Linked DNA regions of Homo sapiens: region 1 is linked to region 2. The links are chromatin loops, found by intact Hi-C in ENCODE. Cell type or tissue: IMR-90. All regions are shown on one strand. Links, peaks and the distances in the headings refer to the core of each region. The heading gives the core; the rest is flanking DNA. Region 1 has its middle 71 kb from the start of TNMD. Region 2 holds the start of LOC105373298 (a long non-coding RNA gene).

Evidence for each region. Peaks named below come from ENCODE experiments on the same cell type or tissue, not always from the same donor. Only the 100,000 strongest peaks of a DNase experiment are listed, where the experiment ranks them.
Region 1: a loop joins it to region 2, with 2.4 times the contacts of the local background. A loop is called at or near these places in 18 of 110 quality-filtered maps.

What each region holds. Positions count from the first base shown.
Region 1 is chrX:100,505,635-100,522,038 of GRCh38, reverse strand. No RefSeq gene overlaps it. Among named protein-coding and RNA genes, the nearest start is that of TNMD, 71 kb to the left of the region's middle. In IMR-90, for the core only: a CTCF peak has its summit at 9,370; no DNase peak of the experiment used is centred there; H3K27me3 peaks cover 143 bases.
Region 2 is chrX:100,606,296-100,622,699 of GRCh38, reverse strand. It overlaps LOC105373298 (a long non-coding RNA gene), which reads left to right and starts at 544. Exons shown (of 3, transcript XR_938469.2): 1 at 544-579. RefSeq lists a silencer at 7,534-7,663. In IMR-90, for the core only: a CTCF peak has its summit at 7,564 (motif pointing left); a DNase peak (open chromatin) is centred at 7,519.

The sequences.
Region 1 (16,404 bases), core at 5,226-13,225, 100 kb after region 2:
GGGGGTGGAAAGAAGGTGGATGAGGAAGAAGGGATAGGAATGAGACCAATCTTGTGTCCCTATTTATATTTATTTGACCTTGAACCATATAAATATATTATTGATTGAAAAAATAATGATAAAGATAAAAAGTCTTTTACTTGCATTATCTCTATTTCTCCCTGTTTCCTTTTATTGTTTCCTTCTTTAATCTTTTGGTATGCTGATGTTATTATTGAGTGATTCCGAAATGCCAAAATCTGAAGGCTGTATTCTATAGGCCATTCCATTTCTCAAGAGGAAAATTAATCTTCTTGGGAGCAGATGTTTGGTGTCTTGCATTCTGGGAGCAGGGGAGAGGGGACAGGAGTTGAGGGGTTCCACATTTAGTGTGTAGACTTTCACTTTATCCACCTGTTTCCAACTCCACATCTATTCCTGCCTTACCCTAGGTCTGTTTTGGTTCAGTTTCTCCACAGAGTAAACCTTTGTTTGTGGGTGAATTGCCTGGAATCTCTGGTGGTCATTCAACCACTTTATATATGGACTTTCAACAACTTATCACCCTATATTAGCCCCATGTCTCACCCTAGTTTTCTGAGGACTCTGGTATCTGTATGTCCTGGTCCTGTGAGTTCTCCAGTGTAAATCAACTTTCTTCTTTTTTTCTCCTTCTTCTCCTCCTCTCCCTCCCTCACTCTCCCTCTTCTTCTCTTTCTCCTTCTTATTTATTCATCACTGTGGCAAAATATATGTAACATAACAATTTTAACCATTTTAGGTGTATAGTTCAGAATCATTTTATACACTCACTCTGTTGTGCGATCATCACCGCAATCCATCTCCAGAAATTGTTCATCTTCACAAGATAAAACTGTACCCATTAAACAGTAACTCCCCATTCTCGCCTTCCCTCAGTCCCTGACAACTGCATTTCATTTAGCATAATGTCTTCAAGGTTCATTCATGTTGTAGCATGTGTCAGACTTTCTGTCTTTTTAAAGGCTGAATACCATTTCCCTGTATGTGTACAGCACATTTTTTAGTCCATTCATTTATCAGTGAACATTTGGATTGTTTCCGCTTTTTGAGTATTGTGAATAATACTGCCATGAACATGAACATGAACATGGGTGTACGAATATCTGTTTGAGATGCTGCTTCCCTTTCTTCCATCAATTAAAATAAAAACTATTTACTAAAAAAGATATTTGAATTGAGACAACAAATAGAAGGCCATTACTATGATTACCTCCATAATACCCTCCACAACACACACACACAAACGCACACACAAATGTGTGTGCACACACATATGCTTTCACTGAAAGGGAAATGGATTATGCTTCCCTGGTGTTGGAGGTGGTCAATGTTGAGGCTTTTGAAGTACTCTGGCCTCCAGCCTGGATTACTATAGAAAGTGGGATAGGGCCAAGCCTTCAGGTAACAATTGGTAAAAATAGGCCGGGCGCGGTGGCTCACGCCTGTAATCCCAGCACTCTGAGAGGCTGAAGTGGGCAGATCACCTGAGGTCAAGAGTTCGAGACCAGCCTGATCAACATGGAGAAACCCCGTGTCTACTAAAAATACAAAATTATCCGGGTGTGGTGGCGCATGCCTATAATCCCAGCTACTCGGGAAGGCTGAGGCAGGAGAATTGCTTGAACCTGGGAGGCAGAGGTTGCAGTGAGCCAAGATCGCGCCATTGCACTCCAGCCTGGGCAACAAGAGCGAAACTCCGTCTCAAAAAAAAAAAAAATTGGTAAAAATGGATGACAGGTAGGGTGTTCAGAAAGTAGAGGAAGATGCAGTGACACATAGAGGGAGGAGATGGGGGATGACAAAACTTGTCCCTAATTATTTTAAACTAATTGTTCCTGGAGAATTTTAAGTGTATCTGAATAGTAGGGACTTGTTCCACAATTATGATGTGAAGGGGCCTGTCCTATCACTAATGTGAGGCTTTGTTGTCCTGCTGAACACATTCTTGGCCACCAAATGTCATCTTTTGAAAGTGCTTGAGATTTGTGCCTGGTACCTTTATGCTAGTGCAGTGCTTCCTAAACTGGAGTCATTTATGAGTTATAACTTTTGCCACATATGCCTACCATTTGCATAAAAAAGATAATTAACATTTTATTTTTTATTTTAAATCTATTAGCCTTTTAAAATTTAACTTTGTCTTAAGCCATAATAGTTTGTGAGAAGTTGGGTTAATTAATACATTATATTTTTGGTAATACATATTAAAATAAATGCATAAGTATTAAAATAAAAAAGACTATCTGCAAATTACTTAAAATCATTTAGTGTACTATCAGTGGTATGAATACCACCCTTAGGAATTACTGTGCTAGTGGAATATATACTCCAGGATTAAAGGAAGCCTGATATAGCAAAGTAATCACAGGGAGTCCTCATTATGCAGGACAAACTAGTACTGAAAAAAGACACTTAAAGAGAATGTATGTGAAACAGGGAGTGTTTCATAATAAACAGTGAAAAAATAAAAGATTTGGTTGAGATTTTAGTTCAAAAGTGAAACAATTATGAAAAGAGATTTTATCTTACATTTGATATAGGTTCTAATTCAGCTATTTTCTAATTCTTAAAACGAAGAATGAATTGTTGTTTTTAAGGGTATAATTCTCTGGCAAACTTATGTGATAGCATGGTAACAATATCCTTCACTTCACTTTTGACTTTTATTAGAGGGTCATTTTTACAAAAATGTTTGAGAGCTGCATCATTTTTTCCAAGGACCTTTCTTAAGCTTTTATTATTCAAATAGTCCTCTTTTGAAATGTCAGTGCTGTCATCATCCTTGTTCATTTTCTCTTCTTCAATTGTTAACTTATCTAACTTTGCCGAGGGATCATTTGTCATTGACTTTGTAAGTTATTTGAGCAGTTCTCCAACATCTTTTATCTTCTTTATACTTCTGCATCTTTTACAAAATTTTCAGTTTCACTTTGCAAATTTTCACTGCACGATGTTGGATATTTACAGGAAGAAAAGATCATTGCTGCAATGGCAAGGGATAGACACTAGTGTTAGTCAAAGAGGAATGTTTAAATGGGCTGTAATTTTACTATGGCTAGTTCATTAATAAACACTTTATATGTCATGGAAACTTTTGCTCTCTGCAGGAACATACTGTGTAGACTTTGATAATGAACATTTGAATAATAAGAACTCCTGTGTACATTCCCCAAAATTCCATCTTTATTTAATTAAGACTCTTTTACTACAGGAAACAGTCAACGATTCAATGATTTCAGTGACTTGTTCATTCATTCATCCATTCGTTCATTCATTGGTGTCCCAGTGGTAGCAATGATATTTTTAAACGAGTGGATGTCAATATTGTGGGTCTTAATAATCCATAAGAAAGAACACTTGTAATATCAGTGAACCAGATTGACCAAAGGCTTTAACTTAAACTGAAACAGACCAAACACCACTCAGAATCACTGCAAAATGCACTTACACATTGGTTGATTAATAAAGAAGAGACACTCAAGAAAATTGCAAGGTAATTTTATCAGGCTGTACAATTTGTCAAGAACTATGAAGGGTCTGAGATTTTACTCTACTTGCATGCCAGTTTTATGGATGCTCGGAGAAAATATGAAACTTCTGGGTCAGAGGCAAAGGATTTCATTACTCATTGCACAGCAAACAGCAGGAGCTTTGTGTTCATGTCAGCACCCCTTGCCCTTCCCCTCTAACTCCCACAGGGTGATGCAGAGGGGGCTAGATAGAGGCTGTGAACACAGTGGCATCACAGCCCAGGGATCCTGAACGTAGGGAACCAAATCTTTTAAAACTGGCTGCATATAAATATGCTCAACATTTACTCTAAAAGGAAACATTATCTTTATTATTCTGGATGTCTTGACCACCTCCTGTTTAACCCATTGATAAAGGCGGATTCCTGCTCCAGGGTTACGAAGATGACCAAACACTTAACACTCAACACTGGACAGGTAAGGTCCACCACAGTTCGTTAGTCATATATACTCACAGCCTAGTGGAGAAGGACACCACATGACATGCAGGGCCACATGGGATGACATGTGGGAATAGAGTTAACAGCCAGAGGCTTTAGAAGGTAAGCTTTGTAGTATCAAGAGGATAAGGTGCCCCCCAGTTCTCGTGGGGGATGTGATTGACTTGTTTCAATAATTCTGAAAGATAGCAGGAAACTGAAACCAATCACTCAGGGATAAGCAAAAACTGTGTGTCTTATCCCCTCAATACGGAAGATTGTTTGGCTAGGGGACCTTATCTACAGGAGCAGAGTGGGAGGGAAACTTATATTTTACTGAACAATAAGCAAATTTGCCCTTTGTCCTAGAGAGAGACACTATCTCATCTTTCATGGCTCTTTGCTATACAAAAATCTTTGAAAATAATCATTGTCTCTGCTTGCAAGCGATACAGAAATGTGTGAGACCCATAGATAATTATTTCCCAAGACAATGTCAATATTATTGAAGAACAGATATATTTTGATTATGACAGTAATAAGACTAGGGTCACAACAAATGAAAACATATCTGATCAGTCTGAGCCAATAATTTCGACAGTTCCTTATATGGTGGATGAGATCAAACTATAAAAATGGGCCTTTTCAATTGCATAAAAACCTAGGGTCCACTTGCTGGGGAAGGCACAACGAAGTCTCTGTATTCTGAGTATTTGATCATCAGGAGGTATCTTTAACCACTCCAGGTATGGCATGATAATCCTAACTTTATAGTTAGGTAAATAAAATCTTAACCTTGGGAAAAGATAAGAATAAGAAAAACCAATCAGAAATGGAATAAAAAATAGAATAAACATAAGAATTAGCTCTTTACAGAAATGTTCTTCTTAATGAAACGTGACAACCCAACATGACAACCTCCATCAAATTTCCACTCCTACCCTAAATACTACCTCTTTTGGGAAGTCTTTCTCATTTCCCTGGCTGAAATTAATCTCCTCATCTTCTGTGAATCCAAATGATTGTGTTTGTAACATCTGTTGTAACAGCTATCATATTCTTTTGTACTATAATGCTTTTCTTATATCCTCTATGAGATATGGTTTCTGTCTCCAAGTAGCTTACCATCTTGTCAATGAATTAATTTTTAATTAATTTTTGCTTTATTTTTGTGCCACTCATAGTTCTCTGCAGGAAGTAGATGCTCACTAAATGCATATTGATCATAATTGGACAAAATAAATGGAAATAACAATACCCTATATGTCTACAGAACTTTAAAAACTTGTTATAGCTCCACTGTAACAAGGATTTTATTTGATGCTTCTAACATTCTTGTAAACAAATTTTCACTGGATAGATGAAAAATCTGAGACACAGAGAATATGGGTGACTTTCTCTAAGTAATACATCTTGTTGGGGGTGTAAACTGGTACAGATTATATGTAAATTAATTTTGACATGTATGTATACATACAAACACACACGTTTCTTTCCTTCTTTCCTCTTGTTCTTTCTCTCATTTTCTCTCTCTCATCTATATATCTAAAGAATCTTAAAAACACTCTTACTCTTGACTGAATGGGTGCATTGATTGGAATCTATCTTAAGAAAGTAACTTGAAATACAGCAGGTTTGTGGAAGGATGCTCATCACAGTGTTACTTACCAGAGTGAAAGTCTGTAAGTAGCTTAAAATGCCCCCGAAGAGGAAAGTAGTTAAATACATATGGTACGTACATGCAATAAAATATTTTATTTTTGATGATTTAATCCATTTATTTTCAGTCTTTTTCTCTTCATTAATATAGCTTAAAGATAACAAGATGTGATGCTGGCATAGTATAGAGATATAGATCAATGAAATAAAATTGAAAGTGCTGAAATATGCTTTAATATTTATGATCAATTGATTTTTTACAAAGGGACCATGACAATTCACTGAACACAGAATAGCATTTTCAACAGATAGTGCTGAGACAATGGATACCCATATACAAAAGAGTAAATTTGAAACCCCATAGTACACCATACACAAAAATTAACTCAAAAGGGATCATAGACCTACATGTAAGATGTAAAAGTATAGAACTCTTACAAGGAGACATAGGAGTAAATTTTTTGTGACCTTGGGTTAAGCAGCATTTTCTTAGATATGATACGAATAACAGCAGCCATTAAAAAAAAAAAGATAACTGAATTTCATTAAAGTTACAATTTTTGTCTTTTAAATGATATTGAAAAGGTGAAAAGATAGCTCCCAGACTGGGAGAAAATATTTGTAAAGTCATATATAAGACTTGGAACTGGTATCCAGAACATGTAAAGAACTCAGTAATAAAAAGACAACTCAATTTTTAAAAACAAAAACAGGCAAAGGTTTGAATAGACGTTTTTCTCCAAAGAAGATATACAAATGGCCAATAGCATGTGAAAAGATGCTCAATATCATTAGTCATTAAGAAAATGAAAATCAAAATCATAAAGTGATACCACTTCATACATACTAGAATGGCAATAATAAATGATAGATAACAACAAGTGCTGGTGAGAATGTGGAGAAATTGTGACCCTCATACATTGCTGGTATGTATGTAAAATGGTGCAGTCTCTGTGGAAAACAGTTTGACAGTTTCTCCAAAAGTTAAACCTAGTATAAACATATGACCTAGCAATTCCACTCCTAGTTATCAAAAAAGTAAAACATGTTCACACAAAAACTCGCAGCATTATCCATAATGGCTGATAAATGAAAAGAAGCCAAAATGTCCATCAACTGATGAATGGGTAAATAAAATGTGTTATATCCACACAATGGAATATCATTCATTCATAAAAAATTAAATTACGGATACATACTACATGGATGAAACTTGAAAATACTGTTAAATGAAAGAAATCACAAGACTGCATATGGTATGATCTCATGTATATGAAATTTCTACAATGGCAAATCCATACAGATGAAAAGTAGTCTAGTGGTAGTCTAGGGCTGAAGATGGGGATGGGAGGATGGGAGAGGACTTTCTTTGCGATGATGAAAATGTTTTAAAATTAGATCATGGTGATGGTTGCACAGCTCCGTAAATATACTAATAACCATGGAATTGTTCACTTTAAATGGATGAACTTTATGGTGTGTAAATTATATTATTAAAGCCATTAAAATAGCATCATACAATGCATGTTTTCTATAAATGGTTTTATTCAATCATCAATTTATTGTTAATATATTTCATGCTAATAAATATTTCTACAATATTTAAAAATCTTTGTTTTCTACTCATTACAGAAGCAATGCATGTTTATTGGAAAAACCTCAAGGAATATAGAAATATGTAACAGAAAAATCATAGTTTTCTTTCTTTTTTTTTTTTTTTTTTTGAGACAGAGTCTTGTTCTGTCGCCTAGGCTGGAGTGCAGTGTCACGATCTTGGCTCACTGCAAGCTCTGCCTCCCGGGTTCACGCCATTCTCCTGCCTCAGCCTCCCGAGTAGCTGGGACTACAGGAGCCCACCACCACGCCTGGCTAATTTTTTGTATTTTTTAGTAGAGACGGGGTTTCACCGTGTTAGCCAGGATGGTCTCGATCTCCTGACCTCGTGATCTGCCCACCTTGGCCTGTCAAAGTGCTGGGATTACAGGCGTGAGCCACCCATCCGAGCCCATAGTTTTCTTGTAATTTTATTATTCAACAATATGCTTAGTGGCTGCTTAGTATTATGTTGTATGGTTGTGCGATAATCTACTTAGTTAATTTCATATTATTTTTATTTAGCAATAGATTGGAAACAATCTGTAATAAATCACAGTTATGAACATCTTTGTGCATGTATTGTGGTGCAATGGCCCAATTATATTGTTAGAATGAATTCCTACAAACATATTTGCTAAAGTGTATGTATATTTTTAAGGTTTTCAAAATTATGCACTGCAAATTTTATCCAAAAAAAAATACTAATTTGTATTCTAATCAGTAGTATTTGTCTGTTTCCTCTCATTTTTTCCAACCATGGTTATTATTTCTTTTTTAAAAACATTTTTTGTCAGTTTGATAGATAAAAATGGTGTCATTTTAGCTTGAAATTATCTTTTATTACTAGTTAAATACTTTTTTCATAAACTTTTGGCCATTTGTATTCATTTATGAATTGCTCTTTAAGCCTTTTGCTCATTTTTAAAATGGAAGTTTCATCTTTTCTTCAAGATTACATTGAACAAAATAATAGAATAATATTCAGCCAATAAAAATGTTTTATGGAAAGTTTTTAATGCTTATTTTCAATGTTAAGTGAAAAAACAGGATAGAAAATTGTATTTATCATACCAGCTCAACTGTATAAAATAGATTATGCTTTGGGAAAGACTAAAAAAATGTTTTTCGAGTAATCATCTTTAGATAGTAGGTTTAGATGGTTTTTATGTTCTTTAAACTTTGTATTTCCCCTGTTTTCTACAACGGACATGTGTTATTTTTATAATTAAGCAAATTTTTTTTTCTTTCAAATCACAGAGTTGATTTTTGGCTAAACCAGGGCCAGACTCATTGCCCTGCTCCACCCTCTCTACCTTAGGCCTCTAGAAAAGTGTTGTCAGAGGTAGAAGAAGAATCAATGGTAGGAAAGGAAAGTAAAGAATTTCAAGAAGGAGGTGTCGTAGGAGGATGTACTTATTCCCGAGATGCATGTTGAGGAACTTAAGGTTCAAGTATAATAATATCTGCAACTTAGGAAACGTATGCTGAAGTATCTAGAGTGCCATGATATCTGGAAAGAGAGAGGGGAAGTTGGAAAGGGAGGGAGAGGGAGCAAGGGAGAATGAAAGAAGGATGGAGGAAGTATGGTAACAGGTTAAATAGTCAATCTAAGTGAAAGTATGTGGCTGCTCTTTGTGGTATTCTTTCAATTTTTTGTAGGTTTGAAACATTTCAAAATAAAGAAGTTGGGAAAATTGCGAGGAAAAAAAGGAGAAAGTTAATTACCTCGCAAATGTTTCAGAGAAATGAATTAGGATGAGCCCTAAGAAGAGGCAGTTGGGTTTAGCTAGTAGGAAATCACTGGGGAGGTTAATGAAATAATAATTTTAGAAGGGTTGGGTAGGGAAGATGGCAAAGGGTTGGAAAGTGAGTGCGATATGAGATAGTGGAGTCAGTCAATGGTGTCAACCAAGAATTTGAGCAATAGGGAAAAGGGAGTCAGGAAATTGGCCTAAGAGGCAACAAAATGTTGGAAAAGTTTTTAATATTGTTATTAATTTTCAACTAATTATAGATTCATATTAATATTAAATTAATATTTGACCTTTCTCCCCCTCCACACATGTCTTTCCTGATATATAAAATGATGAATTAGAAAAATCAATGAAAAGAATAGGAGAATAAAATGCACAATGCTACCATCTAGAGTATTCACTGAGAATTACACCCAGTGTTTGACAATGCAGGTGACTTGCTTTGGGCCTCTGAGTTTGTGTGTGTTCGTGTGTTTGTTTCTTTGTGTAAGCCATGTAGGGGAGTGAGAAATATTTTGGGAGAAGCCCAGTGTTTGGGGACCAATATTTTGATCCCTGAATAAAACATTTCAAATTTTGATGAAGTCCTAAAATTTGATTTTAAGCTAGGTGAGACATTTTAACAATCTTTAACCTCAACAGTGCTTTGGCAATGAACTGAAACATTTTGGAAGAAGAGACAGTTCTAGGATCACCCTAAGTACAAGCATTAAGAGGGTTATTATGTTTAGCTGGGAGAATGGGAAATTCCACCTGAAGTTTCTTTTTAGCTTCAAAAAACGTCAATCTTTTCAGCTAGCTTGAAGCCAAGTGTTAACCGGATAATGGTGAAGGTGCATATAGAAATGCACTCTGGGGGGATGGTAGGCAGAGTAATTTAGGGTAGGCAGGAGCTGGATTTTGAGGTGTATGTAGTTGAAGATGGGGTGGACAGGAAAAGTTGCAGGTGGACAGAATATTGAGTACGAAGGCAGAAAAGCACAGGGCACGTTTGGAGAACAGGGATCAGTTCTGTTGTGGCTAGAATAGGAGAAAGAAAGGGAGAGAAGGTGAGGAAGTGGATTGGCATATGGATATGCCTCTCTTCTCTTCCCCCAGCAAGAAGATTCAGTTCTTGAAAATAGGGGGCTTCATCTTTTGTCTCTCTAAGGGCCTAACCCTTGGCTGGGTACACAGTAGAAGTTTAATAAATGTTGGTTGATCAGACCATCAGCTAATACCATTGTGCACTTCTATCTCCTAAGAGTTTGGCTGTCAGACTAGGAATAGGGGTAGATGCTGGGATTTAGCTACTGGAGACATGGCTCTGGTGCTTGAAATCAGGCAAGTGCAACTCCCAGCTAACATCCAGAGCAGCACATCTCAGATCACCTGGGCACCTTGTTAACACGCAGATTCTGATTTATGTCTGGAATGGGGGCTGTGATTCTGCATTTCTAATGACCTCCCAGGTGATGCTTATATTACTAGTCTGGGGATCACACATTAGCAAGAATTTAAAGGGCCTCCAACCCCTACTCCTTGAGCTTTGAAGACTCCAGACTCCTAAATGATTGGGCACAAGTAATGATTCTTCACTTAGTACAGCTGATGAAAAAGCTCAAATCAAATATATTACCTTGTGAAGATTTCCTGCCTCCAGAATTGTTGAGATACACTACGCTGTTGGCATCCTATTTGTGCCAACTTTTTATTACCTTTCCCAGGTAAGTACGGGTCTATCATACCTACACAGTGTAATCTAGTATTTTGTTTTTATTCTCCAAATATGGACTTATCTGGACATTCCTTCTGTCTAAATTCCATGCCCATTTTCCCTTAAATAATTACAAGGCTGTGTTTTTCAGGCCAATAGCTCACACAAGGGGTTGTCAAACTGTAGTCTCTGCTATTCTGAAAATGATTCTTGTTATATAAAGAAATATGGCTGTAACAACATAAGTTGTGCTTTTTGGTGTTTGTTAACTTTTATTTATTTCATTATTTTTCTCATCCTTTGTTCAGGCTAAGCCGTGTAATTTTAATATTGATTATTGCCGTTGTGAGGGTCAGAATTGGTAGGAATGGTCTTCATTATGAAAATGAAAGTGATGGTAAAGAGTTGCATAAATTAATTGGTTTCTGGTTAATTATACAACTACACATTTCAGCTAGGTGAAGGCAAGAAAGGTCAGGGTGCTGACTGAATACACTATTATAGTCTTACCAAGAAGGATACTCGTCTTTAAGATGAGATTAGACTTTTTTCCCTCAAGACATATTATGAGAAACATAGGTCTAACAATGAGATGGTCACATAGTCTGGAGTTGGAGGCAAAAAGAGGCTGCCTCTTCAACCCTCCACCAGAACCCTGGCCTTTTCTCTTCTTTCAGTGTTTGGATCATTCATCTGTTCAGATTCTCAGTATAACTTTGCACGGCCCCTTATCTGCCTAACTTTAGACACTGGGAATAGCAAGGATCTGGCCAGCAACCTCTGACAACTGGGGATACATTCTCATGTGTGGCTGAGGGAAGATAGTTCCTGCTGATACATACATACATGTATATGTACATGTATATGTATATATTCAAATAATTAACATAAGAAAAAATGAGAAAATTTTCCTTTTGCATTTAAATCCATTTTTCTTTCAAGGGCTAAAGCAATTGTCACACTTTCTTCTCTCCCCAAGGGGTGTGGGATGCCCTAATCACTAGCATGACAACATAAAACCACACGAGTTTTCTGTTAGGAGGGATTGAGCTCTTTACAAGAACCTTTGTGCTCAATGGCCTAGAGAGCTTTCCCTATAAGCTCAAGTCTAGAAGACATCAAATAAAACAAAGGCCTTATGATTCCTGGCTATTTTTCAAATGTAGTTCTTTTTGATCTTAGTGAGGATTCTAAGCAAATGTTAGTCCTCCTTCCTTCCTTTTTTCTTTCTTTGCTTCCAGATATACATGTTTAAAAATTACAAAAGAGCTATTACGTTGTGAAGAAATTTCAGTGTTACAGAAGTGAGGATCCACCATGCCATTAATCTTACTCCCCAGAGGTAACTATTATTGATAGATTGGAATAACTTCAGAATTTTCATATGCATATCAAAAATGTATATATTCAGACATATATAAATTAGTTTTGGCTTATAAACATTGAATAATATTTTATAGGCTCTTCTGTACTTTTCATTGGTCAATATCATGGATGCTTTTCCATGTAAATACATATAGGTTTCTCTCATTCTATGACCCCATAGTATTCCATTGTCTTAATCTATGTAACCATTCTCTCATTAACAGAAATTTCACTTATTCCAGTTTTTATACACATTATGCTACAACAGATATGTTTGTACAACAGAAGCTTTTGTGTAGCATAAATTTTCTAGAAATGAAAATCTTGAGTCAACATGTCTGCACATTTCAATGTTAGAATTTATCAAATTTTCTTTTAAAAAGGCTGTACCAACTTAAACTCCAAAGAACAAATCAATGTATAAGAAAGTCTGTTTCCTAGAACCCTTACCTATACTGGGTATTTCAGTGCTTTAATTTTTGCCAGTTTGAATAATGGTATTTTGGCATTCTTTTAATATATATTTCATTCATAATTGTTGAGTCTGAGCATCTTTGCTGTATGTTTGATGGCCATTTACATTCTTTCTTTTGAAGAATCTACTTCCATGAGGAATCAAAGTGAGCAAACAAGCCAGCTTTTGAGATAGAGCTCTGGTAATGAGAATTTGTCACCTCTGTTGCCTCAGAAAAATCAAAAGGCAAGTGTTTCTATTTATTAGAAATGCAAATGTGTTTCTTTAAATGGTAAAAACTAAAAGTAGAATGCACTATGCAGATACATAGACTGGCCTCATAGTATATTTTTGAGATACTAAGGCAATCAAACAGAGGAAAACATGAGGAATAAGATTGCTGGTGAAGCTAGTAGTGTATTTTTTCTTTTTTTTTGAGATGGAGTCTTGCTCTGTTGCCAGGCTGGAGTGCAGTGGCATGATCTTGGCTCACTGCAACCTCCGCCTCCTGGGTTCAAGTGATTCTCCTGCCTCAGCCTTCAGAGTAGCTGGGACTAGAGGTGCATGCCACCACGCTCAGCTAATTTTTTGTATTTTTAGTAAAGACGGGGTTTCACCATGTTGGCCAGGATGGTCTCTATATGTTGACTTAGTGATCCACCCACCTCAGCCTCCCAAAGTGCTGAGATTACAGGCGTGAGCCACCGTGCCCGGTCTGATAGTGTAATTTTTTTACCATCCATCCATTCGTTCATTATTGGACAAATATTCAACAAATCTTTTTGAGTACTCACAATCTGCTAATCACTGGGTATCTGATGATGAACAAAGATCGTGTTCTCTAAATTAAGACTGAATGGGTTTAAATTTTATTTCCATCTCTTACAGCTGTGTGATCTCGTGCATGTTGCTTAACGTTTTTGTGCTGCAGTTTCCTCATATGTACATGGTATAACAATAGCATGTACTTCATAGAGTTGTTGAAAGGATCAAATGACATAAGGCAAGTAAAGTTCTGTGCACAGAGTAAGCATCATCTAATAAGAGTGATATTTACAATTCCTGATAAAGGAGTTGCTGTTTCCCTCCCCAAAATGAACTCTGAAGAAACTGTAGAAGCTGGAGAGAAACATAGATTCTAGAAACAGCAGTATCAGCAGCAAAAGCAATAGCACTGTGAGAAACCTCTGGGGATACTTCATGCTGCCTTGACCTGGTGTGTGTAGAAAGTTGGGTGACTGTCGCTTGGTGCAGAGGATCCAGAGGCAGCAGTGATAAGATAGGACAGAGGAAAACTTTCTGAACTCTATTCCTGCTTCTCCTCATTCCTGCCTCTCATTCCTGTGTGGCCTTGAAATGATTACTGCTTGCTTCAATCACTGCAATAATCAATTGCAGTAGTCCAGAATGCCTGTGTAGGTGGGCCACCCCAAAGTCCTGCTGGGGTAAGGAGTTGATGAGCATGGGGATAGATAACCAACTACTCTGGCGTTGATTCCTTCACCCCACCCGTACTCCTAGGTCTGATGAATTGCTTGACCAGAGGAGTGACTGACCAGAGGAATTGCTTCATAAGGTGCCAGGAAATAGGACTAACAGTGGTTCTGTGATGTCTGGAACTCTTTATTAGGACTAGACTAGGGCATGGCCATTAGTCCTTTTACAATATACGTTATTAGGCCGGGCGCGTTGGCTCACGCCTGTAATCCCAGCACTTCGGGAGGCCGAGGTGGGCGGATCACGAGGTCAGGAGATCAAGACCATCCTGGCTAACACAGTGAAACACCGTCTCTACTAAAAATACAAAAAAAATTAGCCGGGCATGGTGGTGGGCACCCGTAGTCCCAGCTACTCCGGAAGCTGAGGCAGGAGAATGGCGTAAACCCGGGAGGCGGAGCTTGCAGTGAGCCGAGATCGCGCCACTGCACTCCAGCCTGGGCGACAGAGCGAGACTCTGTCTCAAAAAAAAAAAAAAAAAAATATATATATACACACACACACACACACACACACACACACACACACACACACAAAATTAGATACAGTAGCTTATACCCTGCATCCTGTTTCCCATATTGTCAATATCTTACATTAGTATGGTACATTTGTTACAAATGTGAAAGGAAAATACAAACTTGGGACCCCAATTCACTAAGCCAAAAGAAAAGGAAATAAGCTGAAGGCTGAGTCATGCAAGAAGCTGCTTTTCCGTTTATTCCTATACAGATAGGTACAGATAAAAAGTTAAATATCTCCATAGGTAGCTACTCCATGTTCACCTTATCTTATAGTGAGCGTGAGATGAATACATAATTTACTATTCCCCTACCTGCTCCCTTTTTGTAACATATGGATTCAGTAATGTAACCACACCCTCCCTCTTTCTCCTCCAAGCTGCTTTCTACCTTTAAATATTGAAGCCCTCAAAATCATCTTTGGAGAATGGCACAGACCTGTATCCCAGGCACGTGACCTTAACCTTGGCTAAATAAACTTCTAAATTAATTGAGACCTGTCTCAGATACCTTTTCGTTTATACAACTAAGTAATCAATATTGCTACGTTCGTTTTTTAATTTTTTTTTTTTTTTTTTTGAGACAGAGTCTGGCTCTGTCGCCCAGGCTGGAGTACAGTGGCGCGATCTCGGCTCACTGCAAGCTCCGCCTCCCGGGTCCGCGCCATTCTCCTGCCTCAGCCTCCCGAGTAGCTGGGACTACAGGTGCCCGCCACCATGCCCGGCTAACATTTTGTATTTTTTAGTAGAGACGGGGTTTCACCGTGTTAACCAGGATGGTCTTGATTTCCTGACCTCGTGATCTGCCCGCCTCGGCCTCCCAAAGTGCTGGCATTACAGGCGTGAGCCACTGTGCCCGGCCACAATATTGCTACATTCTTATTAACTAAAGTCCATACTGTATTTTTGTTTGCTTTTTTCTTTGTCCCAGAGTCATATCTAAGATACCACATTACATTTAGTTGTCATGTCTTCTTAGGCGCCTCTTGACTGTGGCAGTTTCTCAGACTTTCTTTGTTTTTAGTGACGTCGACAGCTTTGAGGATTACTGGTTAGGTATTTTGTAAAACGTCCTCTATTTGGGTTTGTGTGATGTTTTCCTCAGGATTAGACTGGGGTTGTATGTTCTTGGAAAAAAGACCACAGAGGTAAAGTGCCATTCTCATCATATTATATCAGTGGCACATGATATCAGCATGACTGCTTATTAGTGATGTCAACCTTGATCCCTTGGCTGAGGTAGTAGTTTTCAAGTTTTTCCACCATAAAGTTGCTCTTTTCCTCTCTTTTTCATACTGTACTCTTTGGAAGGAAGTCATTATGTACAGACCACATTTCAGGAGTGGGGAGTTATGCTCTACCTCCTTGAGAGGGAAGTATCCACATAAATTATTTATAATTCTTTTGTATGGGAGGTTTCTCTATTCTCCCTCATTTATTTGTTTACTAAATTATTTGTTTACATCAGTAAGGACTCATGAATATTTATTTTATATTTTTAGTTATAATCCCACACAGTTTTATTTATTTTCTTATTCAAATTGTTCCAATTTTGGTCTTTGGGACCTCTTTCAGTTGATTGCTGTGTCCCTTTGGCATACCCCTATCATTTTTATTTTTTAGCATTTTCTTACTTTCTGGTACTATGCAATGCTCCAGGCTCATCTTGTATATTCATAGCCCCAGTCCTAGAGTCAGCCATTTCTCCGAGGAGCCCTGGTCCCTTGTGTTGCAGAATGAAATTAGAAACCAATATCTGGGCATTGGGTATAACATTTCTTTTTGTGCAGGTTTGCTGGCAAAAAATTCTCTCAGGTTTGGTTTGGTTTGACTGACAAGGTATGTAATTAGCTTTTATTTTGGAAGGTTTTTTCCTCCTTTGATATAGCATTCTAG
Region 2 (16,404 bases), core at 4,412-12,411:
TCCCACAAATGGAAGCCATGGTTAAGATCACAGACTCTAGAGCCAGACTGGCTAGGTTGGAGTTCCTTCTTTACCAATTACTGGTTGTGAGCTCTTTGGCAAGTCACCTAATCTATCTGTGCCTCAGTTTCCTCATTTATGAAAAGATAAATAATATTACTTGCTTCATAGGGCTGTTATAAGGATTAAATGAGTTGCTTATATGCCAGACACTTAAAACAGCGTTATGTGTCAGTCTAATATTTAAAGGGTCTTTATTGAGATATATTTTACATATCATAAAATTCAGCTCTTTTTTTTTTTTTTTTTTTTTTTTTTTGAGACAGAGTCGTACTCTATCACCCAGGCTGGAGTGCAGTGGTGCGATCACGGCTCACTGCAGCCTCGACCTCCAAGGCTCAGGTGATCCTCCCACCTCACCCCTCCAGTAGCTGGGACTACAGGCACGTGACACCATGCCCGGCTAATATTTTGTATTTTTTGTAGACACGGGGTTTCGCCATGTTGCCCAGGCTGGTCTCGAACTCATGGGCTCAAGGGATCTGCCCACCTTGGCCTCTCAAAGTGCAGGGATTACAGGTATGAGCCACTGTGTCCAGCCGAATTCACACCCCCCCTTTTTTTTTTTTTGTGATGGAGTCTCGCTCTGTCGCCCAGGCTGGGAGTGCAGTGGCGCGATCTCGGCACACTGCAGGCTCCGCCCCCGGGGTTCACGCCATTCTCCTGCCTCAGCCTCCCGAGTAGCCGGGACTACAGGCGCCCGCCACCTCGCCCGGCTAATTTTTTGTATTTTTAGTAGAGACGGGGTTTCACCGTGTTAGCCAGGAAGGTCTCGAGAACTCACCCCTTTTAAGTGTGCAATTCAGTGATTTTAGTGAGTGGTACAATCATCACCATAAATGAGTTTTACAACATTTTCACTCTCCTAATAAACATCCCTCTTGCTCATTTACAGTTTATCTCTGTTCACACCCCCAACCCTAGGCAAGCATTAGTTTACTTTCCATTTCCAAATATTTGTCTTTTATAGAAATTTCATGTAAATGGAATCATACAATACGTGGTTTCTTTTGCCTGGCTTCTTTCACTTTACAAAATGTTTGTGAGGTTCATCCATGACATAGCATGTGTTAGTAGTCTGTGATTTTTATTGCTGAGTACTATTCTGTTATATCGCACTTTGTCCATTTGTCAGTTGATAGACATTCAGATTGTTTCCAATATATGGCTACTACGAATAATGCTCCTGTGAACATTTCCATGCAAGTCTTTGTGTAGTCATATGTTTTAATTTTTCTTGGATAGATATCTAGGAATGAAATTGCTGGGTTGTATGGAAGTTATATGTTTAACATTTTGAGGAACTGCCAAACTGCTTTCAAAGTGGCTGTACCATTTTACAGTCCTATCAGCATTTCATGAGGGTTTCCATTCTTGCACCTTCTCACTAACATTTGTTGTTGTTTGTTTTACTTTTCATTCTCGTTCTATCGGGTACAAAATGGTATTAATTGTGGTTTTAATTTGCATTTTCCTAATGACCGATGTTGAGCATGTTGTCATGTGCTTATTAACCATTCGTAGATCTTCTTTGATGAAAAGTATGCTCGTAGCTTTTGTCCATTTTAAAATTGGGTTGTCTGCTTATTAAATTGCAAGAGTTCTTTCTGTATTCTAAATAGAAATCCTTTATTGCATATGTGTTTTGCAAATATTTTCTTCCAGTCTGTTGCTTGTCTTTTTGTTCTCTTAATAGCGTCATTTCGAAGTGTGGAAGTTTTGAATTTTCCTAAGGCTGAATTTATCAATTTTTTTCTTTGATGGATTGTGCTTTTGGTGTCATATCTAAGAAACCTTTACCTAACCTAAGGTCTTATAGATTTTATCCTATGTTTTCTTCTAAAAATCTTATTGTTTTTAGCTCTTACATTTAAGTCTACGAAAAATTCAGAATAAATTTTCCTGTATGGTGTGAGATGAAGCTCTAATATAATGTTTTTCATGCACTGATCATATATCCTGTGGCCTTGGTGCACTTCTAATAGTTTTTGTTTTGTTTTGTGGATTCCTTAGGATTTTCAATATACAAGATTATGTCATATACAAATAGAGTTATTGTACTTCTACCTTTTCAATCTGGATGATTTATATGTCTTTTTCTGGCTTAATTCTCCTGATAGAACCTCCAGTACAATGTTCAATAAAAATGGTGAGCACAGATATTCTTGTCTTGTTCTTGATTTTAGGGGTAAGTTTTCAGTTTTTTACATTTAAGTCTGATTTTAGCTGTGGGTTTTTTTGTAAATACTTTTTTTTTTTTTTTTTTTTTTTTTTTTTTTTGAGACGGAGTCTCGCTCTGTCGCCCAGGCTGGAGTGCAGTGGCGCGATCTCGGCTCACTGCAAGCTCCGCCTCCCGGGTTCACGCCATTCTTCTGCCTTAGCCTCCCGAGTAGCTGGGACTACAGGCGCCCGCCACCACGCCCGGCTAATTTTTTATATTTTTAGTAGAGACGGGGTTTCACCGTGTTAGCCAGGATGGTCTGTATCTCCTGACCTTGTGATCAGCCCGCCTCGGCCTCCCAAAGTGCTGGGATTACAGGCGTGAGCCACCGTGTAAATACATTTTATCAGGTTTAGGAAGTTCCCTTTTATTCCTAGTTTGTTGAACATTTTTATCATAAAAAGATATTGTACATTGTCAAAAGCTTTTTCTGTGTCTACTGAAATGATGATGTGGTTTTTGTCTTTTAAAATATTTTAATTGATCATTTTAGGTTTATGTTGACTGATTTTCATATGTTGACCCAACCTTGCATTCCCAGAATAAATCCCAACTGGTTATGATGTATAAATTTTTCTTTATGTTGCTGGGTTTGGCTTGCTGATATTTTGTTGAGGGTTTTTGTGCATATGTTTATAAGGGATATTGGTCTGTAGCTTTCTCATTATGTCTTTGTTTTAATTTGGCTTCAGGGTAATATTTGCCTCATAGAATGAGTTGTGAAGTGTTTTCTCACATTCCAGTTTCCGAAGAGTTTATGAAGGATTTGTATTAATTCCTGTTTAAACTTTTGATAGCATTAACCAGTGAAGCCATCTGAGCCTGTGTTTTTCTTTGTGGAAAGTTTATTGATTCCCAATTCAATCACTTGTCATAAAGCTATACAGATTTTGTATTTCTTTTTGAATTACTTTTGGTAGTTTGTGAGTTATTCTAGTAATTTGTTCATTTCATGTAGATTATCTAATTCGATTCCATGCAATTGTCGATAGTATTCCTTTATAATGTTTTTATTTCTCTAAAGTTGGTAGTGATGCCTGCTCTTTCATTTATAGTTTTAGCAATTTGAATCTTTGTTTCTTGGTCAGTCTAGCTAAAGGTTTATTACTTTTGTTGATCCTTTCAGAAAGTCAACTTGGATTTTGTTGATTTTTATTGTTTTTCTGTTTTCTAAGGTAATTAGTCTCACACTATTTTTAAAATCAGTATATTTATTAAAAGTGGTACTTATTCATTTTCCTCATATACCCTTTTTACATTATACATGTTACATGTTCTGTTTGACATTCATCTGAAAAATATAATTTATATTTGATATATTTGACGATTTCATAATTGACAATAAGAATGCTTTCTTTTTTTCCCCTCGATTTTATTTTAAGTTCCGAGGTACCTGTGCAGGATGTACAGGTTTGTTACATAGGTAAACGGGTGCCATGGTGATTTGCTGCACAGATTATCCCATCACCTAGGTATTAAGCCCAGCATGCATTAACTGTTCTTCCTGATGTTCTCCCTCCCTCCCCCAACCCCCCGACAAGCCCCAGTGTGTTGTTTCCCCCAATGTGTCAATGTGTTCTCATTGTTTAGCTCTCACTTATAAGTGAGAACATGCAGTGTTTGTTTTTCTGTTCCCACGTTAGTTTGTTGAGGATAATGGCTTCCAGCTCCATCCATGTCCCTGCAGAGGACATGATCTCATTATTATTATTATTATTATTATTATTATTGTTATTATTATTATCATCATCATTATTTTGAGACAAAGTCTCACTCTGTTGCCAGACTGGAGTGCAGTGGTGCGATCTCGGCTTACTGCAACTTCTGCCTCCGAGGTTCAAACGATTCTCTTGCCTCAGCCTCCCGAGTGTCCGGGACTACAGGTGCACACCACCACACCGGACTAATTTTTGTATTTTTAGTAGAGACGGGGTTTCACCATGTTGGCCAGGATGGTCTCCATCTCCTGACCTCGTGATCTGTCCACCTCAGCCTCCCAAAGTGCTGGGATTACAGGCATGAGCCACTGCGCCTGGCTGATCTTGTTATTTTTTTATGGCTGCATAGTATTCCATGGTGTATATGTACCACATTTTCTTTATCTAGTCTATCATTGATGGTCATTTAGGTTGATTCCATATCTTTGCTATTGTGAATAGTGCTGCAATGAACATATGCATGCATGTATCTTTATAATAGAATGATTTATATTCCTTTGGGTATATACCCAGTGATGACATTGCTGGGTCAAATTGTATTTCTTTCTGTATGTCTTTGAGGAATCACCACACTGTCTTCCACAATGGTTGAACTAATTCATACTCCCACCAACAGCATAAAAACATTCCTTTTTCTCTGCAGCTTCACCAGCCTCTGTTGTTTTTTTACTTTGTAATAATCGCCATTCTGACGAGTGTGAGATGGTATCTCATTGTGGTTTTGATTGGTTTTGATTCGCATTTCTCTAATGATTGGTGATGTTGAGCTTTTTTTTTTATGTGTTTGTTGACCTCATGTATGTCTTCTTTTGAGAAGTGTCTGTTCATGTCCTTTGCCCACTTTTTAATGGGTTTGTTTGTTTTTCTCTTGTAAATTTGTTTAAATTCCTTGTAGATACTGGATATTAGATGTTTGTCAGATGAATAGATTGCAAAAATGTTCTCCCATTCTGTAGGTTGTCAGTTTACTCTGATGATAGTTTCCTTTGCTGTGCAGAAGCTCTTTAGTTTAATTAGATCCCGTGTTTCAATTTTTGCTTTGGTTGTAATTGCTTTTTGCATTTTCATCAATAAATCTTTGCCTGTGCCTATGTCCTCAATGGTATTGCCTAGATTTTCTCCTAGGGCTTTTATAATTATGGGTTTTACATTTAAGTCTTTAATTCATCTTGGTTTTATTTCTGAGATCTCTATTCTGTTCCATTGGTCTGTGTGTCTGTTTTTATACCAGCACTATGCTGTTTTGGTTACTGTAGCCTAGTAGTATAGCTTGAAGTCAGGTAGTGTGATGCCTCCAGATTTGTTCATTTTGCTTAGGATTGTCTTGGCTATACGGGCTCTTTTCTGGTTCCATATGAAATTTAAAGTAGTTTTTTCATAGACAGTATATAGTTGAATTGTGTTTGTTTTATCCACTATGTCAATTTCTACATTTTATTGGAGAGTTTACTCCATTTAAATGTAATGTAATTACTGATTTTAAAGAAAGGACTGGCATCTGCCATTTTTCTATTTGTTTTCTGTATGTCATATCATTTTTGTACCTCTGTTTTTCCATTACTTCCTTACTTTGTGACATGTAGGCCTATTCTAATGCCCTATTTTAATTAATTTGTCATTTCTGTTACCATATATCCCTTGTGTTATTTTCTTAGTGGTTGCTCTGGGGATTACAATTATTATCTTAAAACAATCTAGGCTGGGCGGTGGCTCACGCCTGTAATCCCAGCACTTTGGGAGGTCGAGGTGGGCAGATCACCTGAGGTCAGGAGTTCAAGACCAGCCGGGCCAACATGGCAAAACCCCGTCTCTGCTGAAAATACAAAAATTAGCTGGGCTTGGTGGCGGGCGCCTGTAATCCCAGCTACTTGGGAAGCTGAGGCAGGGAGAATCGCTTGAACCCGGGAGGTGGAGGTTGCAGTGAGCCGAGATCGCGCCACTGCACTCCAGCCTGGCGACAGAGCAAGACTCCGTCTCAACAACAACAATAACAACAACAACAACAACAGCAAACCAATCTAGTTCAGATTAATAGAAATGTAATTTTAATAGTATATGGAATCATTTTCCAATATAGCTCCATTCCATCTGTTTTTTGGGGCTGTTATTGTCATAGAAATTATATATTTTATATTATTAGTCTATCAACACAATTTTACAACTATTTCTTTATGCAATTATATTTTAAATAAGGTAGGAGGAGACAAAAGTTATCAAACTACATTTATACTGTCTTTTATGTTTACCTACGTATATGCCTTTACCGGTACTATTTATTTCTTTGTGTGGATTTGAATTACTGTGTAGTTCTTTCATTTTAGACTGAAGGACTTATTTTAGTATTTCTTGTAGGTCAGATCTGCTAGTGAAAAATTCTTTCAGTTTTTGTTCATCTGGAAATGTGTTAATTCTCTTTCAGTTTTGAAGGATAGTTTTGCCAAATACAGAATTTTTAGTTGACAATTTTTTCCTTTCAGCACTTTGAGGATGCCATCCCAATGCATTCCGTCTTCCATGAAGGCAAGAAGGCATTCTGTCCTTTTTGATGAGAAGTCCACTATTAATCTCACTGAGAGACGAATTGCTTTTCTCTTGCTGCTTTAAAGAGTCTTTGTCTTTCAACAGTTTGACTATGATGTGACTGGATGTAGATATCCTTGTGTTGACCCTACTTGAAGTTTGTTGCACTTTTAGCTATGAGGAGCAAAGTTTTTCATAAAATTTGGGAAATTTCTGGCTGTTATTTCTTCAAGTATTCTTTCTATTTGTTTACGTCTCCCTCTTCTCCTTCTGGGACTTACATTGTATGTCTATTGGTATGCTTGATGGTATACTACAGGTCTCCAAAGCACCGTTCTTTTTGCTTTCTATTACTCAGACTGAATTACCTAAATTAACCTATGTTTGGGTTCTCTGATTCTTTTTCTCTGCCAGCTCAAATCTGCTATTGAACAATTTTAGTGAATCTTTCATTGCAATTACTGTATTTTGCAACTCCATAATTTCTGTAATTTCTGTTTGCATCTTTTAAACCCTTTTTTTTGTGTGTGTGAGACAGAATTTTGCTCTGTCACCCAGACTGGAGTGCAGTGGCATGATCTTGGCTCACTGCAACCTCCGCCTCCCAGGTTCAAGCGATTCTCCTGCCTCAGCCTCCCGAGTAGCTGAGATTATGGGTGTGCACCACCACACCTGGCCAATTTTTGTATTTTTAGTAGAGACAGGGTTTTACCATGTTGGCCAGGCTGGTCTCAAGTTCTTTAAAGCCCACTACAAACATTGCATTCCTTAGATCTTTCTTTTAAGTTTTTGGACAGGCCCTGGCTTGCCCAAACGTGTATAATCACCTCAGGCAGTTGTGATGTTAAACAATTGCAGCTGATTATTTTTGATAAATGCACTAAAGATAGGGCTTTTCTTGTCGAGCAAGCTCAGAGTCAGGTCACATATGAAAGCACTGTATAAATGGGGCTTTCCCAGAGAGGTATGCGACAAGTCAAACAGTAACAATGCTGTGGGATAGAAGTTTTTTGAGGAGCTCCAAACCCAGTCTGCCCCCTCTAGTGGCTGTAAAGCTGCTGTCTTTTTTTGTTTTTGATTTTTTTGTTTGTTTTGTTTTTACAGCTCCTCTGGCTGTGAGTTGGCTGGTTTTCAAGGGAACTGTGGAGCTGGGGAGAGAAACATGGGAGTAGGCCAAGTTAAAAATGTAGTTTTCTTACATAGGTGCTGTGGTTTTTCTTGAATAAATGCTCCTCAGATTGCTTTAGACCTTGGGTTAATTTCCAGATTTGTAAAAAAAAAAAAAATAAAAAAAAAAATAAAGTTGATTTTTATAATTTTCCCAGCATTTTCATTGATTTTATGGAGGAGTGGATTTACGGAGATCCTCACTGCGCCATTCCAGAAGTCTCACCTGGTTAGCTATTATTTTATTATACAAGCCGTTCCTTACCTTGGTTTTTCCTCATTTAAAAATGCCTCTTACATTTTTTTTAATACCAGGTCATGCAGATCTAATGTAGTGTTCCAGAGTAGGGACACAACATAATTTATTTAACCATGCCCTATTATTAGACTGAGATTTTTTTTCTTTCATAATCAATGCAATTTAGGTTTTTTCCAATTTTTTTCATATCACAATCAATGCAACGAATACCCTTTGAATTATATTTTTTATATATTAAAAGTATATATATTTAGATTAGATTCCCAATTGAAGAACAGCTGGTCAAAGAGTATATGCAGTTCTAATTTTGACTGATACTGCCAAATTGCCCTCAAGATAGCTACACTAATTACACTCCTCTTACTACTATATCAAAGTGTCTTTCTTCACATACATTTACCAACACTGAAAATCTTCTTAATTTTTGCTAATTCAATAGTTCATAAAATAGTGCCTTATTCCATTAATTCACTTATTTACCTTAAGATAAGGGTATCTATTTACCTTACACATGATTTGAAAACTGCTTTGAATTGAGGCTTTGCTACAGCAAGAGGAGAGAAAAAAACGGTTTTAGATGTGGGGATCATCACAGAGCATACCCTGTTACCAACATGGTTTTTCCAGTGGTTTGTAAAAACCAGTCTGGGGATAAAGGTATCAATCAATCCCTTTTATTACCATTGTTTCATGAATTTGGGTAACTTCATACTCTCAAGACTCATGGCAATTGATGGAAGGATGAAGTTCTACACCTTGGGATTTAGCATGATGACTCAGGATATAAATGCAGCCCCCTCTTGCAAATTGCTCTGGGGCATTGGTAAACCCTGGCTGGAACTTACAGTTGCTCACAAACATTTTAGCTAGCTACTGCTAACCTTTTTCTTTCATAGTTGCAACTAGAAATAACTGCACATGCTTTGGGCTCATGAATTGTTTGTAGAGGGCAGGAGAAGGATATTGTTGTGTCCAAGTTGCTTTAACAGTATTTTATGAGGGGGATATAGAGAAGAAAATAGTGATATTTAATGTGAGGTTTAAAAAGACAGGGAAGAAATTAAAGGTCTGCACTTGAAGGCCTAATATACCTAAATGCCAAGTAAAGTTGAGAGAGAGATTTATTATGACAACCGTAAAAAGAACACCTCTTTTGTCTAGGCTGACGTCTTCAATTATGTTGTTTGTCTTTTGGGCACTAGCATGGTTTCCAAAAGCCACGACAAGTTTGTGTAATACACAGCTTGTTCTTTTATATCTTTCATATATGGCCATTCCTAGGCTATGGATATTATGCTACTTAAACCAAGCCAGTATGTAAAGGGATTGAGTGGTGAGCATGCAGGGATTGGGTGGGGAGGGCCAACATGGAGGATGAGTAGAGGTCTTACTACACAGCTGTAGGGTTGAAGAGGGAAAGCCATCTGAAGGGCCACAGAAAATGAACAGACAAAAGACAGATTAATGGGAGAAAAGGTCATATAGAATTTCTTTAACATGCATGAGAGGGTGGGGAAATCACCGAAATGTGATTACCCAATAACCTATGAGGCCCGGAGGTGTATATACCCTTCTTTATAAGGGAGGAGGAGATGGGGAACATAGGCAATTCTTTTGAGGGGTAGTAAATAATTATTAGGGAGAATGAATGAGCCTGGGAGACAAAAGTTAACTTGTAAATGATTCTTTGGAATTTGAATGAGCCTGAGAAACAGATATTTTGTGAAAAAGTCTGTCCAGGTGTGGCTGTATTCCTCAGTCTTCTTTTCTGGGATAGATAATGAAATTTCAGGGAAGAACTGGAAGGCAATTATGTTCTTTTTTGCCGGTCCTGTCTTAATTCGGATGAAGGAATAAAGCCTCTTCTAGCATCTACTGACCTTCAAGGGCCTTTAATTTAAAATAATCAACACACCAGGGTGACATATTTCAAAGTGAAATTCCCTGGGTTCTTTCATTGCTGCCATCAACTCCTTAGTGACTTCAGAAAAGTTGCTTAATGTGTCAGTTTCCAAATCTAAGTGAGGCAATGAATTTGCAGGGAACACAGAAAGCATTATAAAAGCATTGTAGCTGTTACCAGAAAGGGGTCCTGATCCAGACCCCAAGAGAGGGTTTTCGGAGCTTTCACAAGAAAGAATTTGGGGCGAGTCCACAGAGTAAAGTGAAAGCAAGTTTATTAGAGAAGTAAAGAAACAAAAGAATGGCTACTCCATAAACAGAGCAGCAGCATGAACTGCTTGACTGACTATACCTACTGTTATTTCTTGATTATATGCTAAACAAGGGGTGGATTATACATGAGTTTTCCAGGGAAAGGGCAAGCAATTTCCTGAACCGAGTCCTGCCCTTTTTAGACTATATAAGGTAACTTCTGGACGTTGCCATGGCATTTGTAAACGGTCATGGTGCTGCTGGAAATGTCTCTTAGCATGCTAATGCATTATAATTAATTTATAATGAGCAATGAGGACGACGAGAGGTCACTTTTGTTGCCATCTTGGTTTTGGTGGGTTTTGGCCGGCTTCTTCACTGCATCCTGTTTTATCAGCAGGATACCAGTCCTGCCGACCTCCTATCTCATCTTGTGACAAAGACTACCTAACCTCCTGAGAATGCAGCCCTGTAGGTCTCAGTCATATTTTACCCATCCCCTATTCAAGATGGAGTTATTCTGGTTTGAATGCCTCTGAAATAGTGGATATTGCTGTGATCACACACTATTCAGGGAAACGGAACTTGATCAAGTAAGCCACTGATAAAGGACTACATTTTAAAACCTTTTTTCTACTCAATAATTTTGTACCTCAGTGGGTAAAGTCAAAATATAATCACAAAGAAAAGAAGGCTCGTATTTTCCCATTGAAATGTATATAGTTAGTATAGAGAATGGTTAGGTACATGAGCTCTGGAGCAGACCTGCTTGCCTTCTATATCTTGGCTCTGCTACTTAACAGGGTGTGTAATCTTGGGCAATGTCTCCGTTTCTTTATCTGTAAAATAGGAATAATAATAATTCTACCTCATTCATAGGATTGCTATAAGGATTACATTAATATAAGAAAAGCACTTAGTACTGGGCAAATAGTAAGCATTCAGTAAGTGTTAGCTTTTATTATTACTATTAATTAAAAATACTTTCCTTCACTCAAACACCAAACAGGAGTCAGTAAGACAGGTGGAGGCAGAGAGCTGGCACCTATGAGAGCAAGGAAACCAAAGGCTTTCCTCCAGTCCCGCCAGAGAGATCATAGTTCTGAAGATGGTGTTGCTGACATACTAGTTTGTAATTATTCTGACCACACTATTAGGGTGTTACTGGAAAGGGGTCCTGATCTAGACCCCAAGAGAGTTCTTGGATCTCGCACAATAAATAATTTGAGACGAGTCTGTCAGAGGAGTGTGAACCAGAGCAACTCCATCTTGAATAGGAGCTGGGTAAAATGAGGCTGAAACCTACTGGGCTGCATTCCCAGACAGTTAAAGCATTCTAAGTCACAGGATGAGATAGGAGGTCAACACAAAATACAGGTCATAAAGACTTTGTTGATAAAACAGGTTGCAGTAAAGGAGCCGACCAAAACCCACCAAAACCAAAATGGCGACGCGAGTGACCTCTGGTCGTCCTTACTGCTACGCTACCACCAGCACCACGACAGTTTACAAATGCCATGGCAATGTCAGGATCTATCCTATATGGTCTAATAAGGGGAGGCATGAATAATCCACCCCTTGTTTAACATATCATCAAGAAATAACCATAAAAATGGGCAACCAGCCACCCTTGGGGCTCCTCTGTCCATGGAGTAGCCATTCTTTTATTCCTTTACTTTCTCAATAAACTTGCTTTCACTTTGCACTGCAGACTCGCCTGGATTCTTTCTTGCACAAGATCCAATAATCTTCCCTTGGGATCTGGATTAGGACCCCTTTCCTGTAACGAATCCATAGAGAAAAGTGAAAGCAAGTTTAATAAAGTAAAGGAATAAAGAATGGCTACTCCATAGGCAGAGCAGCCTCAAGGGCTACTGGTTGCCCATTTTTATGGTTATTTCATGATTATGTGCTAAACAAGAGGTGGATTATTCATGTCTCCCCTTTTAGGCCATATAGGGTAACTTCCTGATGTTGCCATGGCATTTGTAAACTGTCATGGCACTGGTGAGAGTGTAGCAGTGAGGAAGACCAGAGTTCACGCTCGTCGCCATCTTGGTGTTGGTGGGTTTTGGCTGGCTTCTTTACTGCAAACTGTTTTATCAGCAAGGTCTTCATGACCTGTATCTTGTGCCGACCACCTGTCTCATCCTGTGGCTAAGAATGCCTTAACTTATTGGGAATGCCCCCCAGCAGGTCTTAGCCTTATTTTACACAGTCCCTATTCAAGATGGAGTTCCTGTGGTTCAGGCACATCTGACAAGGGTGTTTTGCAAAATCTATGTTTTGCAAAATCTATCAATGTTATTCAAAATGTATTCCTTGGGCCACTTGCACCAGAATCACCAGGGGAGGGAGGAATTGATAAACTGCAAATTCCAGAGCTTCATCCCAAAGCTGCAGAATCAGAATTTCCGTACCTCAGATCTAAGTCTGTGTATTTTTCACAGGCAACCCAGGAGCTTCTGATAACAGACTAAAATTTGAGAACCACTGGACCATTGTGTTTGGTCAGAACACATTAAGCAACTAGTAACACATTGACAATGATATCAAATGGTACTAGTATATGAATCTGTATTCACCTTGATCCTGGGGCTGCTCTGACTACACTTGCCTCTGCTCTCAGGCTAAAGAATAATCTTTTCTTGTAATTTTTGAACTCAGTTGGCAAGAAATCCTATTTCTGGGCACAGTAAACAATTTTTGAATTCCTATTTCCATAAGGTTTTCATAAAGTAAAATTTTGATGCTAGTTGTAGCTCTTGATTTTACCAGTAGAGAGCACAGTCAGTCTATTGATGTTAAGCTTTGTATAACAAAGAAGTCTGTGATGGTCTTTTTTCTCTTTGATATGGAAATCTTATCCTTCTGGTTGGATAATTAGAGACAAGGGCTACTTCTGCGTGGGGTAGGAATGTGACCCTTGGGGTGGGATTACTCATTTTTCAAAGATGACATAGAATGAAACCCATCTAAAACTTCTATAACTGAAAAATATGGTCTCCTAGACATGTCACTCCATGAAATGAAATAGAGCACTTCTTTCATGAGTAACCTGCACTCCAATTGAACACGTTGGAACAGGGTGTGAAATGTACAGAAATGTGTAAGAAAAATTGTGAGATGTTGAATTACTCTGTTTTTGAAAACAACGTGCTTTGGAATGTGGAATTAGACACCTGGAGGGAAATACTTGCATGCCTGATAAAAGATAGATTTCAATTTTCTGCAGTTTGAGGTGTTTTTTTCTCAGCTCCAGCAGACTGCTTAATTATCATCTAAAAGGAAACTGGATGGGCAATAGTTTGGAGGCTTTGGGGAAAAGCTGAAACATGGATTAGCTTTCCCTTACCTTCCCTCAAGTCCCCAAAGTCAAAATATCTGCGACCATGATAATAATACCCTCAAATGAAAGAAAACTTTTCTCAGTGTTTTCTGTACAACTTCTCATAAGCTTAAAGTGAAGGACCAGTTGATTAATAAAATGTAGACACTGGGTAAAGAAGGTTTAGCATAAAAATAATTTGATCGAATATCAAGACAAATAAAATTTCTGTGAAGCAATCTCTCAGTACTTAAAGTGGGCTTCATTCTTAAGATGCCTAAATGTAATATTGGGTCAAAACACTGGGGAATGTTGGTTAATATTTATTGAGTGCTCAGAATGAATGTGTTGTAGGGAATCAGTCTGTGTTCATTGGCCTGAAAACTGTGAACAAGTTTCAAACTAATATTTTTTTTCTTTATTTTTTCTCTGGTGGCCTAAATTGTCATTGTAGTTTCTCTGAATATAAAAGTTTACGCTCTTGGGATTGGTCTATAAATTGGTTACAGCCTTTTATTATCTCCAAAGCCATATTCATTGCCATGACTGATGGGATCCACTGATAGTGCAAAAAATCAAGATTTAGAAAAATAAGTGTGGATTATTGTCTACTCAAAAGAAAAGGGAAATTTCCCTGGGTGACAGTAAAATAGAACTTGTTTTTACTGGCCTAAGATTCTCACATCTGCTTAGTGTATGATGTGTCATGAAACTTACTCTGTTCTGCTAGAGACATTTTGATTCCCCATAATGTAGAACTTGAACTTTCTCTAGTCAATTTAAGTCTGTCAAATCAAAATCCCTTTGATGAATAATATTCATTTTACAAAGGTCTTACTCCAAAAACTAACGAGGATTTTTGAAAAGAAAAACCTGTCATACTTTTTTTCAAAATGGTGCTCTATTTTGATTCGAGAGCAAGAGCTATAGTTATTAGAAAGATTTTTTTCTTTCCTTTTTCCAACCAGCCCTACATCTCCTAGTACCACTTTTCCCTCTTGGTTGGTAAAAATGAAAAACAAAAATCTTGCAAAAGATAATAAATGGAATTGTTTGCCTTGTGATATAATATCTTTGGGTATTATCTGCAGACTGTAGCAACTCCGTACCATTATATCAACCCAGAAGTGTGGGGTCTGTCTGCAGCAAAATTGTGATGTAAGCAAAATTGGTTTTGGCTCCCTCCCCACCCTTAGCCTTTTGACCTGTAGTGTCTTGATTTTACAGAGTCCTCTAGATGCTTTCCTTTAACCTATCCTTTATTTATTTTTCAAGTAGGGTTTTTAGTTCTCTTTATTTATGCTCTCATTCTTCAGAGAAAATGTTCATCTCATCGATTGGTTTGTGATCGTATGAGAATGGGCCTTAATTTGTTAATGTTTTATCACTTTCCGAGTAATATATTTACATTTAACGAGAATTTGAGGGACAGCAACTTAATACAAAAGGCATTAACTTTTTAATAGTAGGGATCCTAGATCCTGTGACAAGTTACTAGATGTTGCCAAGATTGCCAATTACCTCCTCCAGCATGTCTTCTCGCCTTCTTCCTCAGTGACAGAATCTTGATTTCATTTGAAGTGATAATGCACCCAGAACAAAGAATGCTACCAGTCTCCTTTGAAGCTATGTTTGGCCATATGACTAAGTTCAGGCTTATGACGTGTAAGTGGAAGTCTCCCTAAAAGTTAGGGGGTGTGCTTTTGTGGTGTCCAGCTTCTTTCTGAAGCCAATCTAGAATGTAGACACGATGGCTAGAACTAGAGTTATCCTTGACCATGAGGTGACCTTGAGGATGAAAACTACATACTGAGGATAGAAGAACAGAAAGATAGGTACATGGGTCAGTTGACTGGACAACCTAGATTATCTACTTCTACTTTGTTTAAGTTACATCATTTTAGGATTTCCTTTCATATGCAGCTGAACTTGATTTTAACAGTAAGACTAATATCTTTGGGAAATCAGGGCTTTGCAGATTTTTGAGTTGATATAACTGATAGGCTGATTCTGAGAAAACCATCACTGTTGGTTTTTGAGGGACAGAAGTTCTTGGTCTCTGAGAGCATATGAAGAATTCTTGTTCTCCTGAATCCTGAAAAGAATTCTGTCTTACACTTTCTTAATTGTTTACAAAGCACAGTTTTTATCATGCCAAGTATTTTGTAAATGCCTAGACAACAAAGAGGATAACCTATTTTCCATCTGTCATGCCATAGTTTCTAGCAGGTTTCTGGGTTCTTCATATCTTGTTGATCATGTTAGTTTAACAGTTACCCTAGATTGACATGCCCTGGTAAGAAGAAACTCTCAAAAAGAGAAGTAGTTTGGAGGAACAGGAAATATGAAAAGGTCAACCACAAACCATTCTGATTTCAGCATGATATGATTTAGCATAACCCAAACATTGAAAGCTATTATTGGGAACATGGAAGATTTACATTACGGTGGCTCACCAGATACACAAGGCTGGAACAATATTGCTGTGTAGAGATAACCCCCATCCTTAAGAACAAATTTCAGTGGACACAGTGAATTTGTGAGTTGATAGGCAACATGGATCCTTTGCAAAATAAACAAGCTCAAATCCTTGTGTTTTATTTCTAAATAGTCGCACTGCTGCTTTTTTACTCTCTACTTCAGCAGCTCAACTATGGCTGGGGCCTGTACCCTAAATCCCTTGCCCTTGGCAGGTGTCTTGCTTTTGGCTCACTGGTGACTGATATGAGTGTGAGCCTGAATTGTGTTTTAGAAAGCAACATCTCCATAAGACCAGTAGAATTACTGCTGTCAGTGGAACATTCAGAATGGCAAATGATAGCATCAGCAGAGAAGGATAAATATAAACAATATATTAATATCACTGTCAGGCAGAGGTCATCTCAGGACTATGGAGATGCTGGGTTTTTTTGTTGTTGTTAGTTTGTTTTGGTTGAGGAATTTATTGTGGCTTGCTCTATTTCCTTTGGTTCATTCT